2 separate regions of the Homo sapiens genome follow, and region 1 is linked to region 2. Evidence: chromatin contacts called from ENCODE Hi-C data. All regions are on one chromosome and are shown on one strand. The core of a region is the stretch at or near the end of the contact, and the rest is flanking DNA. Distances in the headings are between cores, read along the strand shown.

Region 1 (6,413 bases), core at 981-3,480, 59 kb after region 2:
AACACAATGAGACCTGCGAGGACCAATTAAACTTTCAGAGAGTGTGGGACATCTATGCCCACGCATGAGAACACATACGGTGACCTCAAGGAAAAATTACCAACAGGAACGCATGAGTCTATCTGTTTATCTACGCATATGCCTGTCTACAGCCTGACTCGGGACACTTCTCGAAAACATGAAAGAAACAAAAGGACTCACTATGAAAAGGAAAACAGTCAATAAGGGCCATTTTATGTTTAAAAAAAAAAAAAACACAGGCCAGGCGTGATAGCTCACGCCTGTAATCCCAGCACTTCGGGAGGCCAAGGCAGGCAGATCACAAAGTCAGGAGATCAAGACCATCCTGGCTAACACGGTGAATCCCTGTCTCTACTAAAAATACAAAAAATTAGCTGGGTGTGATGGTGCACGCCTGTAATCCCAGCATCTTGGGAGGCTGAGGCAGGAGAATGGCTTGAACCAGGGAGTCAGAGGTTGCAGTGAGCCAAGATCGCACCACTGCACTCCAGCCTGGGCAACAGAGCAAGACTCCGTCTCAAAACAAACAAACAAAAAGCAAAAAAAAAAAAAAAAACAAAAAAACACAGGGGCTGAGCTTGGTGTCTTACACCTGTAATCCCAGCACTTTGGAAGGTGGGAGGATCGCCTGAGGCCAGGAGTTTGAGACCAGCCTGGGCGACATAATGAGACCCCGTCTCTAGAAAAAATTTAAAAAACAAAATTAGCCATGTGTAGTGGTGCATGCTACTAGTCCCAGCTACTCGGGAGGCTGGGGTAGGAAGTTTCCTACTGAGGAGTTTGAGGCTGCAGTGAGCTATGATCACACCACTGCACTCCAACCTGGGTGACAGAGCAAGACCTTGTCTCCAAAACAACAAAACAAAAAACAAAGGTAATTGTGAATATATGCTGAACCAGAATACACATCCACAATCTGGTTAAAACTTCTCGGGAATAAACATAATTAATCGTTGGCGAACACATTCACATAAAGTGCTGTGATTCCAACTTCAGCACAGACATGATCTCTCAAGGATTCTATGCCCTAAAATCATGTCACAAGAATTCTGTACATTAAAAATGGATACCCAGGGGTGTGGGGAGAATTCCATGCCATCAACACTCACATCATCCTTTTTCCAAGTTTCGCAACCTCCTTAACAATCCTTCTACCCAATCCGAAAGTCTACAGGTTGAAGAAAAATTCTAGGTGTCTTCTTGCCCCAAGATATGTCTGCCTCCTGACTTGGAGTTCTCGCTCTGTTTGATGATGAAGACCAGTAGACACCTACACAGAGACTCTTGCATGTCATCATGAATAACATATGTCCCAGTCATGTGTCACAGGTGAGCCTGTAAAACAGGCACTGAGGTAGATTGTCTCGGGAGCCACTGTGTTTCAGGCACTGAATCAGAGACTCAGAAGATACCTGTGCACAGAATCCATCTCTGCCCTCACAAAGCTCTGATTTTAGCAGGGACAGGCGATGAGGAGGGTGAGTATTCCCAAAACAACAACCCTCATCTCTTGCACGTGGAACGGGTCACAAAGAGCTCTCTTACTGACAACAAGCATTCATCCTACACTTCACTGACTCTTGTATTTTCAATCTACTCAATTACGTTGATGACCTGTTATCAACCTTCATCCTGATTTCACAGTATTCTGTTTTCATGATAAATTCAAGTATTTTATAGGTCATTGGATAGGCCAAAATGATGGTTCACAAAGATCTATTTTCAAAGTAGAAGTGCCTCCCAAGGCGGCGTGCAAAATTTACCTTCTTGACACCCATCAATTACAGAAGGCATTGACCAGTGATTTCTTTTATTGAAAACAAACTTGGTCTAATAACTGGGTGGAAGCACATGAACCAAACAGCTAGTCCCTCTTCTGATGAAGACGGCACAAGCTACTGGAAGAATAATATTTGGGAAGCTTTTTTTTTTTTTTTTTTTTAGATGAAGTTTTTCTCTGTCGCCCAGGCCGGAGTGCAGTGGCATGATCTCGGCTCACCGCAAACCTCCGCCTCCCGGGTCCAAGCCATTCTCCTGCCTCAGCCTCCTGAGTAGCTGGAATTACAGGCACCCGCCACCATACCTGACTAACATTTATATTTTTAGTAGAGATGGGGTTTCACCGTGTTGGCCAGGCTGGTTTCAAACTCCTGACCTCAAGCTATCTGCCCGCCTAGGCCTCCCAAAGAGCTGGGATGACAGGCGTGAGCCATCGTGCCTAGCCAGGAAGCTAAATGAATCAGAAGATGCTGTTTGTGATTAAAGTTACACAATCATTATAGAAAATGAGGACACCGTGCACCTTCCAAAGAGGATACACAGCACGTGTCTAGTCTGATCTCTCTTAGGATTTAGGATTACAGGGGTTCCACCATGGCATGTACGAGCTGCAAAAGAGAATGGGCCTGCCTTCAGTGCTTTTAAGAGTGTTTAACTGGTTATCTCTCCCCATCTGAGTTCATTTGAACACGGCTATGCCTTTCTGTGTTTGCTTTCATGGAGCCGCTGGGGTTTGATTTATTTATATTTGGAGGAGTTTCGGTAAGTGAATGAGACTATTTGTTCTAAGTAAGACAGCTTTCATCAGCACATAATTACCCAGGAGCCACAAAGGTGTGGGCACAATGGCTAAGTGATGATAAGGAGTGAAAACGCTTCCCTGGAAAATCCCTAGCTTGGGAAATGAGCCATCTCGCCCAGATTCCTGAAAACAATCGCGCATTTATAATTCCGAGAGCTCAATTAGCCGTCCTTCTGTGGGCACGTAGCTTCCCATGCCCTGCCCAGCGTGGGATCTCAGAGGAGCACGACTTCAAAGACAGAAAGTACAACAAAGTACGCAGGCCAGAGTATTAACCCAAGAACTAAGGAGAGAGAATTGAGAGCAGGAAAGGCAGGAGGGGAAAGCAGGCTAGACAGGCGCCCAGCATGTTGAAATAATTGTGTGACTGACACTCCACAGCAATCTGTGCTCCTGGAGTCAGGACGTGAGCCGACTTGCTTAAAAATAAATCCACATGGCTGAACCGGGGTTACCCGATGCCGGGATCCCAGCAGAGCAAGAACGAAACAGCACATTCAGCTCCCTCTGTCCCTCGCTGGGCAACTGGAGGTTGTGGGGACAAGAATCAGAGTTCCAGCAGGTGCAGGCCAGTCCAGAGAGAAGCACAATTTAGAGCAAGGTTCGTACGGGTTTGGTGGAGGTGTGCCCAGGTCTCAGCTGAGGAGGGAAGGGATGCCTGTAGGAGCTGTGGTCGTCCATAAGATGTTGTGGGCAGCAGATACCACTCACAGGCAGAGGGCAGACCCTGCCGTGTGGCTGGACCACGGATCTGGGGGCTCCTGAGCCTGGAGGCAGACTCAGTCGAGGTAAAGGCTCAATGGCCACAGCCGAAATGTCCCCACCCAGCTGGGCCTCAGCATCATCTATCAAGGACTGGAGAGTCCCCCAGCAGTGGACATACCAGGGCCACCACTGATGAATGTCCAAACCTGTTCAGATTTTAAACTTTTTTCTTTTAAAAAAAAAAATTGCATGCACACATAGTAGGTGTATATATTTATGGGATAATGAGGTATTTTGATACAGGCATGCAATGTGTAATACTCACATCAGGGCAAATAGGGTATCCATCCCCTCGAGCATTCATCACTTGTTTGTGTCACTAACATTCCAATTACACCTTTAATTGGTTTCTTTTTTTTTTTTTTTTTTTTTGAGATGGAGTCTCTGTAGTCCAGGTTGGAGTGCGGTGGCACAATCTCAGCTCACAGCAACCTCCGCCTCCCAGATTCAAGCAATTCTCCTGCTTCAGCCTCCCAAGTAGCTGGGACTACAGGTGTGCACCACCACGCCCGGCTAATTTTTGTGTTTTTAGTAGAGACGGGGTTTCACCATGTTGGCCAGGCTGGTCTCGAACTCCTGACCTCAAGTCATCCACCTGCCTCGGCTTTCCAAAGTGCTGGGATTCAGGGGTGAGCCACCATGTCCAGCAACTTTTAGTTATTTTTAAATGGACCATGAAGGATTGTTGACTGTAGTCACCCTTTTGTGCTATCAAATACGAGACCTTACTCATTCTATCTAAAGTATATTTTTGTGCCCATTAACCATCTCCACGGCACACCCCATCTTCCCACCCTCTTACAAGATGGTAAAGCTTTTAAACAGCCACAGAAAGTGCAAACGATTCTTTTCTTCTTTTCTGTAAGATTGGCTTAAAGGCCATCGGTATTTATATGCCACAAGTAAACTAACATTTTTTAATGGTGGGGACAAATCATGTATTCGTCATGCTACTTGTCCACAAAACACTGCACTTTAAAAACTGATGATCGAATATCCTACACAAACTTTTCCAAGAAAACAGCAATGATTTGTTATTGTGGTCAGATGCAGTGGCTCACGCCTGTAATCCCAGCAATTTGGGAGGCTGAGGTGGGTGGATATCTGAGGTCAAGAGTTTGAGACAAGCCTGGCTAACACGGTGAAACCCCATCTCTACTAAAAATACAAAAAATTAGCCGGGCCTGGTGGTGGGTGTCTGTGATCCCAGTTACTCGGGAGGCTGAGGCAGGAGAATCGCTTGAACCCGGGAGGCGGAGGTTGCAGTGAGCCGAGATCACACCACTGCATTCTAACGTGGGCAACAAGAGTGAAACTCTGTCTCAAAAAAAAAAAAAAAAAATTATTGGTCAAAATTCATGTTGTCTAAATCTGAAACATTTTCAGAATCTAATAAAATTAAGTTGGTGATTATAAATCATTGTTTCTTGGCTGTCATTTTGGTTAGGTGGATCACATATGTGAATTTTGGGGAACTATATATAGTTTTTAAGCCGTTCAGATTAAAAGCAAAAAGTCATGAGAAAAGAATGCCTCACTTGTCAGTTTCCAGAAACTTCTCTTTGGGCTCCAGATTGATGGTTGAATGCCTTCAGGACAGCAGCAAGTGTACCATTTGAAGGTGCGTGGGGATCATTTAACGGCCTCATAAGAATGCAGATTCCAGGGCCCCGCCCCCACCCCCAGAGGCCCCGATTCACAGATGGGCCCTGGGCACCTGCATTTCTTGTTTACTCCCCGGAAATGCTGATGTGACAGGCCCGGAGAAGGCACTTTTGGATTCATTGTGTTAGAAAATGCCACTCCTTTGAAAACCTGCTGCAAATGAGGAAGGGCCAAGGTGGCAGGGAATAGGACCCCCTGTCACAGATGAAACAGGAATTTTAAAAAATTTAAAAATGTATAAGCAAAAACTCAGTTGTATGTAAGAAAACCCAGTTCTCCCTGAGGAAGAGAAAGAGTTGAAGTCCATTAAAAATTAACTGCCTGTTTTTCTGCGGCTAATAAGCCTTGTCTCTTCCTTTCCCAAGCATTATAAAAACTCTGCTTCTCTAGCTATACAGCTACAAAGTCACTAGGCAAATAATCTCAAATCATAAAACATATTATTCCTTAAAAAATAAAAAATAATATAATGCATGTGTCAATTAAACAACTGTCTTTGTTTCTCACTTCTATGATATACTTCCCCCTACACAGAGCTCCCCCCGCCCCAGAAAATACTTAAAAAATAACCAAACTCTTTGTTCAAAACTCGGTCCTTTAAATGTTAATCCGACGGGGTCGGTACAAATAAATAATTAAATAATTCCTCCTCAACCCCTCGGTGTCTCTAATTCCTTAATTATCCCTCTACACAGAAACCAATCCTTTTGCCCCAAGGCAGATCCTAATGAGGAGAAAAGATCTGGCCAGGCTGCTGCCACTCTGTGACATTGTACACTGGGCTTGGCTCTGGCTGAGCGGGAGCCCCTGTGGGAGTGTGTTCCTGAAAATCACAGGGATCCTGCAATGCCGGCTATGAAATTTCAACATACCCCAGCCCTTGGCAGAGGTAATAACAAGGTGTTTCACAGCAGCTTAGGGTAGAAAGGAGGAGATAGGGGCATAGGCAGTGACCAGGCTCAGCTCTGTGTAGCGTTCATTTCACTCTCATGGCTTTAAAAAGAATCAAGGCCGGGCGCGGTGGCTCACACCGGTCATCTCAGCACTTTGGGAGGCTGAGGCGGGTGGATCATGAGGTCAGGAGTTCAAGACCAGCCTGGCCAAGATGGTGAAACCCCGTCTCTACTAAAAATACAAAAATTAGCCGGGCTTGGTGGGTGGGCGCCTGTAATCCCAGCTACTCGGGAGGCTGAGGCAGGAGAATCGCTTGAACCCGGGCCACAGAGGTTGCAGTGAGCCGAGATCACATTGCTGCACTCCAGCCTGGGTGATAGAGTGAGACTCTGTCTCAAAATATTAATAATAATCGTCATCATCATCAAAATAGGCCAGGCACAGTGGCTCACACCTATAATCCCAGCACTTTGGGAGGCCGAGGTGA
Region 2 (5,992 bases), core at 3,134-5,633:
CCAGGCATGGTGGCTCATGCCTGTAATCCCAACATTTTGGGAGGCCGAGGCCAGCAGATCACCCGAGGTCAGGAGTTCAAGACCAGCCTGGTCAACATGGTGAAACCCCGTCTCTACTAAAAATGCAAAAATTAGCCAGGCATGGTGGTGCGCGCCTGTAATCCCAGCTACTTGGGAGGCTGAGGCAGGAGAATCGCTTGAACCTGGGAGATGAAGGTTGCGGCGAGCCGAGACAGTGCCATTGCACTCCAGCCTGTGCAACAGAGCGAGACTCTGTTTCAAAAAAATAAAATAAAAATAGAAAAAGGAAGTCACACTCACAACCATTCTACAAGCAGGAGACCCAGAATATTTTGCTTTAGAATCTACAGGCTCTGCTTTAAAATTCCTCCTCTCCCAAACTCAGGTTAAAATGTAAGCCTCAGTGCTGGATGGGAGGTCGAATGGGAGGGGTTTGAGCAACGGACGATGGATTCTTCCTGAAGAGATCAATGTCCTTTCTTGAAGCATGAGTGAGTTTTTACTCTATGAGTTCTCCACAGGCTGGTTGTTAAATAGAGCCTGGCGTCTCCCGTCTGTCTTCCCTCCTGTCTCTTCGTGTGGTCTCTGTACACATACCAGCTCCCCTTCCCGTTCCACCATGAGTGGAAGCCTCCTGAGGTCCTCAGCAGAGACAGATGCTGGCCCTGTGCTTCTTGTACAGCCTGCAGAATCATAACCCAAATAAACCTCTTTCCTCTATAAATTATCCAGCCTCCAGTGTTCCTTTCTAGTGACACAAAACCGACGAAGACACCCCAGCTCTCTCTACCATGGGGTATTTATGTCACTAGTGATGACCGTCCTGACAAGGGGCCAGCCCTGCAGTTCCCACGAGACCACCTACTTCCCACTCCCCATATGAGCTCAGAAACTTCCGGAAGCTGGTACACTCATGGAATGATAATCCATATAATTTCCGCAACGAGATGTGATGTAGTATCATGCTTACTTAAGTGATCCTGAATATACTCTTTTTGTGTGTTTTTCTTTAATTTTCCATAACTTATTGGGTTACAGGCAGTATCTGGTTATATAAGTAAGTTCTTTTTATTTTTTTCTGAGACAGAGTCTCGCTCTGTCAGCCAGGCTGGAGCGCAGTGGCATGATCTCGGCTCACTGCAACCTCCACCTCCCACGCTCAAGCAATTCTCCTACCTCAGCCTCCCAAGCAGCTGGGATTACAGGTGTGTGCCACCAGGCCTGGCTAATTCCTTTTGTATTTTTAGTATAGACAGGGTTTCACCATGTTGGCCAGGCTGGTCTTGAACTCCTGACTTAAGGTAATCCGCTCGCCTCAGCCTCCCAAACTGTTGGGATTACAGGTGTGAGCCACCACATCCGATCACGAGTAAGTTCTTTAGTGGTGATTTGTGAGATTTTGGTGCACCCATTACCCAAGCAGTACACATTCCACACTATTTGTAGTCTTTTATCCCTCGCTGCCCCCTCCCAAGCTCTCCCCAAGTCCCCAAAGTCCATTGTATCATTCTCATGCCTTTGTGTCCTCATAGCTTAGCTTCCACGTATCAGTGACAACAGACGATGTTTGGTTTTCCATTCCTGAGTTACTTCACTTAGAGTAATAGTCTCCAAAGGACATGAACTTGTCCTTTTTTATGGCTGCATAGTATTCCATGGTGTCTATGTGCCACATTTTCTTTATACATTCTATCATTGATGGGCATTTGGGTTGGTTCCAAGTCTTTGCTATGTGAATAGTGCCACAATAAACATACGTGTGCATGTGTCTTTATAGTAGAATGATTTATAATCCTTTGGGTATATACTCAGTCATGTGATTACTGGGTCAAATGGTATTTCTGGTTCTAGATCCTTGAGGAATCCCCACACTGTCTTCCACAATGGTTGAACTAATTTACACTCCCACCAACAGTGTAAAACCATTCCTATTTCTCCACATCCTCTCTAGCATCTGTTGTTTCCTGACTTTTAATAAAGCTGGAAACCATTCTTCTCAGCAAACTAACACAAGAACAGAAAACCAAACACCACATGTTCTCACTCATAAGTGGGAGCTGAACAATAAGAACACATGGACACGGGGAGGGGAACATCACACACTGGGGCCTGTCGAGGGGTGGGGGGCTAGGGGAGTGATAGTATTAGGACAAGTATCTAATGTAGATGACGGGTTGAGGGGTGCAGCAAACCACCATGGCACATGTATACCTATGTAACAAAAACTGCACGTCCTGCACATGTACCCCAGAACTTAAAGTATAATAATAAAAAAAGTAATAGTCTCCAGTCTCATCCAGGTCACTGCAAATGCTGTTAATTCATTCTTTTTTGTGGCTGTGTAGTATTCCATGGTGTGTGTGTGCGTCTGTCTGTGTGTGTGTGTGTATATATATATATGATGTCCATCAATATATACAATGTCCAATGTTCTGGAGTCCACAGTCAGTAATGTCCATCAAGGTACATACACACGTTCACGGACATTATTGCCTGTGGACATCAGAATCTTGACCCACACCTAGGAAATGACTGCATTCAACGTCAGGCGACTGGACTCCCCGCCAGACACCCGCCATTGAGAACAAATAATAAAAGCCACAGTCTTCACCTTGCAAATTGATATTTGGACTTTTGTCATTCAAGGATGCTTTCAATGGTTCGTGTCTACTAGGCTTGGGAGAAAGATAGGCTCGTGAGAGGAGACATCAGACAACTGGCAAATCAGAGGTAGATGAAGCAACAAAAGGAAGGAAAAAGAGTGTGGAAATACCAGCCAACGAGCTGGTGTTCCCAATGGGACCTATGAAAAGATGTTTTGCAGGTGGAGAGAAGAAAGAGGAGACGCAAGCATTTGAGCTGAGCAACGAATATTGCCTGCATTGCGGAGGACCAAGAATGGACAATATCACCAGGTTAGCCTCCTGGGAAATGCTGCACGGGTGGCAGGTTCAGCAAATCAAGGCAGGGGGAGAAAATGGCTGCCGCTCTCTCTCCAGTTTGCGATCCTGGGAAGTTAGGGTGCACGGGTTTACTGGGCTTTGATTTCCTCAGAGGACTGGTTTTACTTACACACAGCAGGAAGCCATAATACAAGGGGCTCTTTTCCCACCACAGGCATCAAGCTGAATCACCGCACACGCTTGCATTCCAGACTCATGTTCTCCAGAGCTTACAGGTTGGGATGGGACCACTGTAACCCATGACCCCAAACTAGGGAGCTTACAAAAGCAGCCATTTAACCTCTCCCAGTCCTGGAGACTACATCTGTGAAATCGAGGTGCCTACAGGGACATGCTCCCTGCTCTAGGGAAGAATTCTTCCTGCCTCTCCCAGCTCCTGGGGGCTCCAGGCATCCCTGGGCTTATGGCCGCATCACTCCAGTCTCTGCCTCCGTCTCCACGTGGCCTTCTCCTCTGTGTCTGTGTCTCCTCTTCCGTCTCTTACAAGGACACCTGTCATTAGATTTAGGATCCACTGCAATCCAGGATGATCTCATCTCCAGATCCTTTTTTACATCTGCAAAGACCTTATTTCCAAATAAAAAATCACATGTACAGATTCAAGGTGAACTTGTCTTTTTTTTTTTTTTGGTGGGGGTGGGGGTAAAATAGAGGCACCATTCAATCCACTACAGGGGTTGAGAAGAAATAAAATATTACAAAATGCTCCCTGATAAGAAATAAAATATTACAAAATGCTTCCTGAATGTGATTTAGAAGTTTTTTTGTTTGTTTTGTTTTGTTTTTAAATGGAGTTTCACTCTTACTGCCCAGGCTGGAGCGCAATGGCGTGATGTCAGCTCACCGCAACCTCTACCTCCTGGGTTCAAGTAACTCTCCTGCCTTAGCCTCCCAAGTATCTGGGACTACAGATGCCCGCTACCACTCCCGGCTAATTTTTTGTATTTTTAGTAGACATGGGGTTTCACCATGTTGGCCAGGCTGGTTTCAAACCCCTGACCTCAGGTGATCTGTCCGCCTCGGCCTCCCAATGTGCTGGGATTACAGGCGTGAGCCACCTCGCCCGGCCGATTTAGAAGCTTTTGTTTGTGGGCGTGAAGGTTCAGTAAGAGCTTCCTCTAGTCCTTGTCAAGATCAAAATTAAAGGCATTATAAACAGAGATGCCTATCTGTCGGCCACATATCCAGAAAATAAATGCTGAGATGAGAATTCTGGTTTCTGAATAGGAGTCTGATATCTGCATTTGGTGTTGCCAAAGCAAGCCCTGACTTCTCTCTTCTCTCATTGAGACAGAGCACACACCCTCACTCCTTGTGTCTCTGAGTCACATGTATCGGGCCATACTCACCTGATACCTCACGGATTGTCCCGGGGCTAGTTCTATTTCTAGCTCCTGGGCAGGACGGTGACCATGAGTTCGACGGTGCCCAGCAAGCCCATCTGGCCAGCACTTATCTGCCTTTGGGTACAGCCTGCCCTTTCTCCCAAGTGTCTGAGCATAAAAATAGCCCACCATGTCAACCCCGCAGATGACAAGCATGTGAGTGGCTAGTTTCTGCCTGAGAACTCTCCCGAGGTCTCCCTGAACACTCACGGATGCCTGGGCTGGCCCAAGATGCAGCAGTAGGTCACTGACAGACTCTCTTCCATTTATTCACAGTTTCCATGATTCCCACGCTCATAGCATCGACATAACAAAAGCAAAGTTAAGCTACAGACTCTGCTCCCGCCCCAACCTCTCTAATAGCTGCTAACAGAGCCAATGGATTGTTTTTTTCAACTTGCAACTTAAACACAACTTTGCCTTCTCCCTGAGTCTTTTAATTCAAACATTCAGTCATTCTCCATCAGGTACGCACAGGAGATACAAAATCAATATGATAACGGTCTTCAGGTTGTGGGTGACAGAGCGGGAGCATGGCCATCTTGAACAAACACCACCATTCTAGGCTCCCCTTGATTAAAAACCGCCTAAATCCAGCCCGAAAACATCAGCCTCATGACTCATGTCAGCATAACCAGAAACATTCCAACCCTAAGATAAACCCGTCTCCGACCAAAAACATACCAACCCTGAGACAGCCTCCCCTCTGACCAGAGATATTCAACCCTGCAATAAACTCTCCCTCACATACAAACATTCTGAACCTATGATAAGCACCCCCTTCCAAAACCCTTAAATGTGCTTAGTCTATAAGAGAGAAGAGCTCTGACCTAACTCAGCCAGAAGCCCCTCTCAGGTTTCTCTAAAATAAACCTGTGTTTAACTGTCAAGTGACATTTCATGCTTCTTTCCTCTTTAATTCTTACAGTGAGTGTGTAGAGCACGCTTGACATAAGTGACTCCACCTTAGAAAAAGATTCCATGTTACATTTCATTCAAAAGGCATCATGCCTACAGGAGCCAGATGTTCACCTGATCAATAAAGACCACATCCAAACAGTTAAGGACACAACCAAACACCCTCTTCCATTGTCAATCCTCACCAGAGGACTCTGTGGTCATGAAAGAACAGGGCTTCAGCAGCTCCAAATGGCTACCTTAACAGATGCCATCTTGCTGTCACTTGTAATCATTACGCAGCATCCACCGCAAAAGGCTCTGCCCCACTGATATCAAAGGCTCTTCCTTGCAAGATGGCGACCACTGATGGCCCTCCAGGGCCAGGCCAGGAGACTTTTTTTTGTCCACATCAATATCCCTGTGCTCCTTTGTTAAGCTTTTTCCTACCCCTTTTCTCTTGATGATAAATGTTACGTTGTTTGATGTAGAATGTTTAATCTATAACATGCATATATTGGTGAAGTGTATTAGTATGTATAGGTTGCAATACTGACTGACTTGGGTCACAGCAGGAGCCTGTGCGCCTGTAGCTCTGACTAAATGCTGCCGGCACACAGGCTCCAGTACTCCAAGGGCTCAAGCCATTTCAGTACTAAATGGGAAGTCCTAAGGAGAATTGCCTCCTTGAAAACTCCGTGCATCTTGGGGCTTCTGTAAACTGAA

The links. Hi-C counts contacts between places; a loop is a spot of excess contacts on that map. Pooled maps may share reads with other maps.
Region 1: a map of heart left ventricle shows a loop between it and region 2 (13-fold over the local background). The contact joins two enhancer-like sites. A Hi-C loop is called at or near these places in 4 of 168 maps with a recorded cell type or tissue (Right ventricle myocardium inferior, gastrocnemius medialis, heart left ventricle and 1 more) and 6 of 50 pooled maps.

Annotation. Positions count from the first base shown.
Region 1 is chrX:2,399,166-2,405,578 of GRCh38, forward strand. The region is part of intron 3 of DHRSX (dehydrogenase/reductase X-linked); the gene reads right to left. Among named protein-coding and RNA genes, the nearest start is that of DHRSX, 99 kb to the right of the region's middle. Within about 2 kb of position 2,231, at least 10 of the 41 ENCODE cell types and tissues checked have a DNase peak (open chromatin) inside an H3K27ac peak, as active enhancers do.
Region 2 is chrX:2,338,053-2,344,044 of GRCh38, forward strand. All of the region lies in intron 3 of DHRSX (dehydrogenase/reductase X-linked), which reads right to left. Among named protein-coding and RNA genes, the nearest start is that of DHRSX, 160 kb to the right of the region's middle. Within about 2 kb of position 4,384, at least 2 of the 41 ENCODE cell types and tissues checked have a DNase peak (open chromatin) inside an H3K27ac peak, as active enhancers do.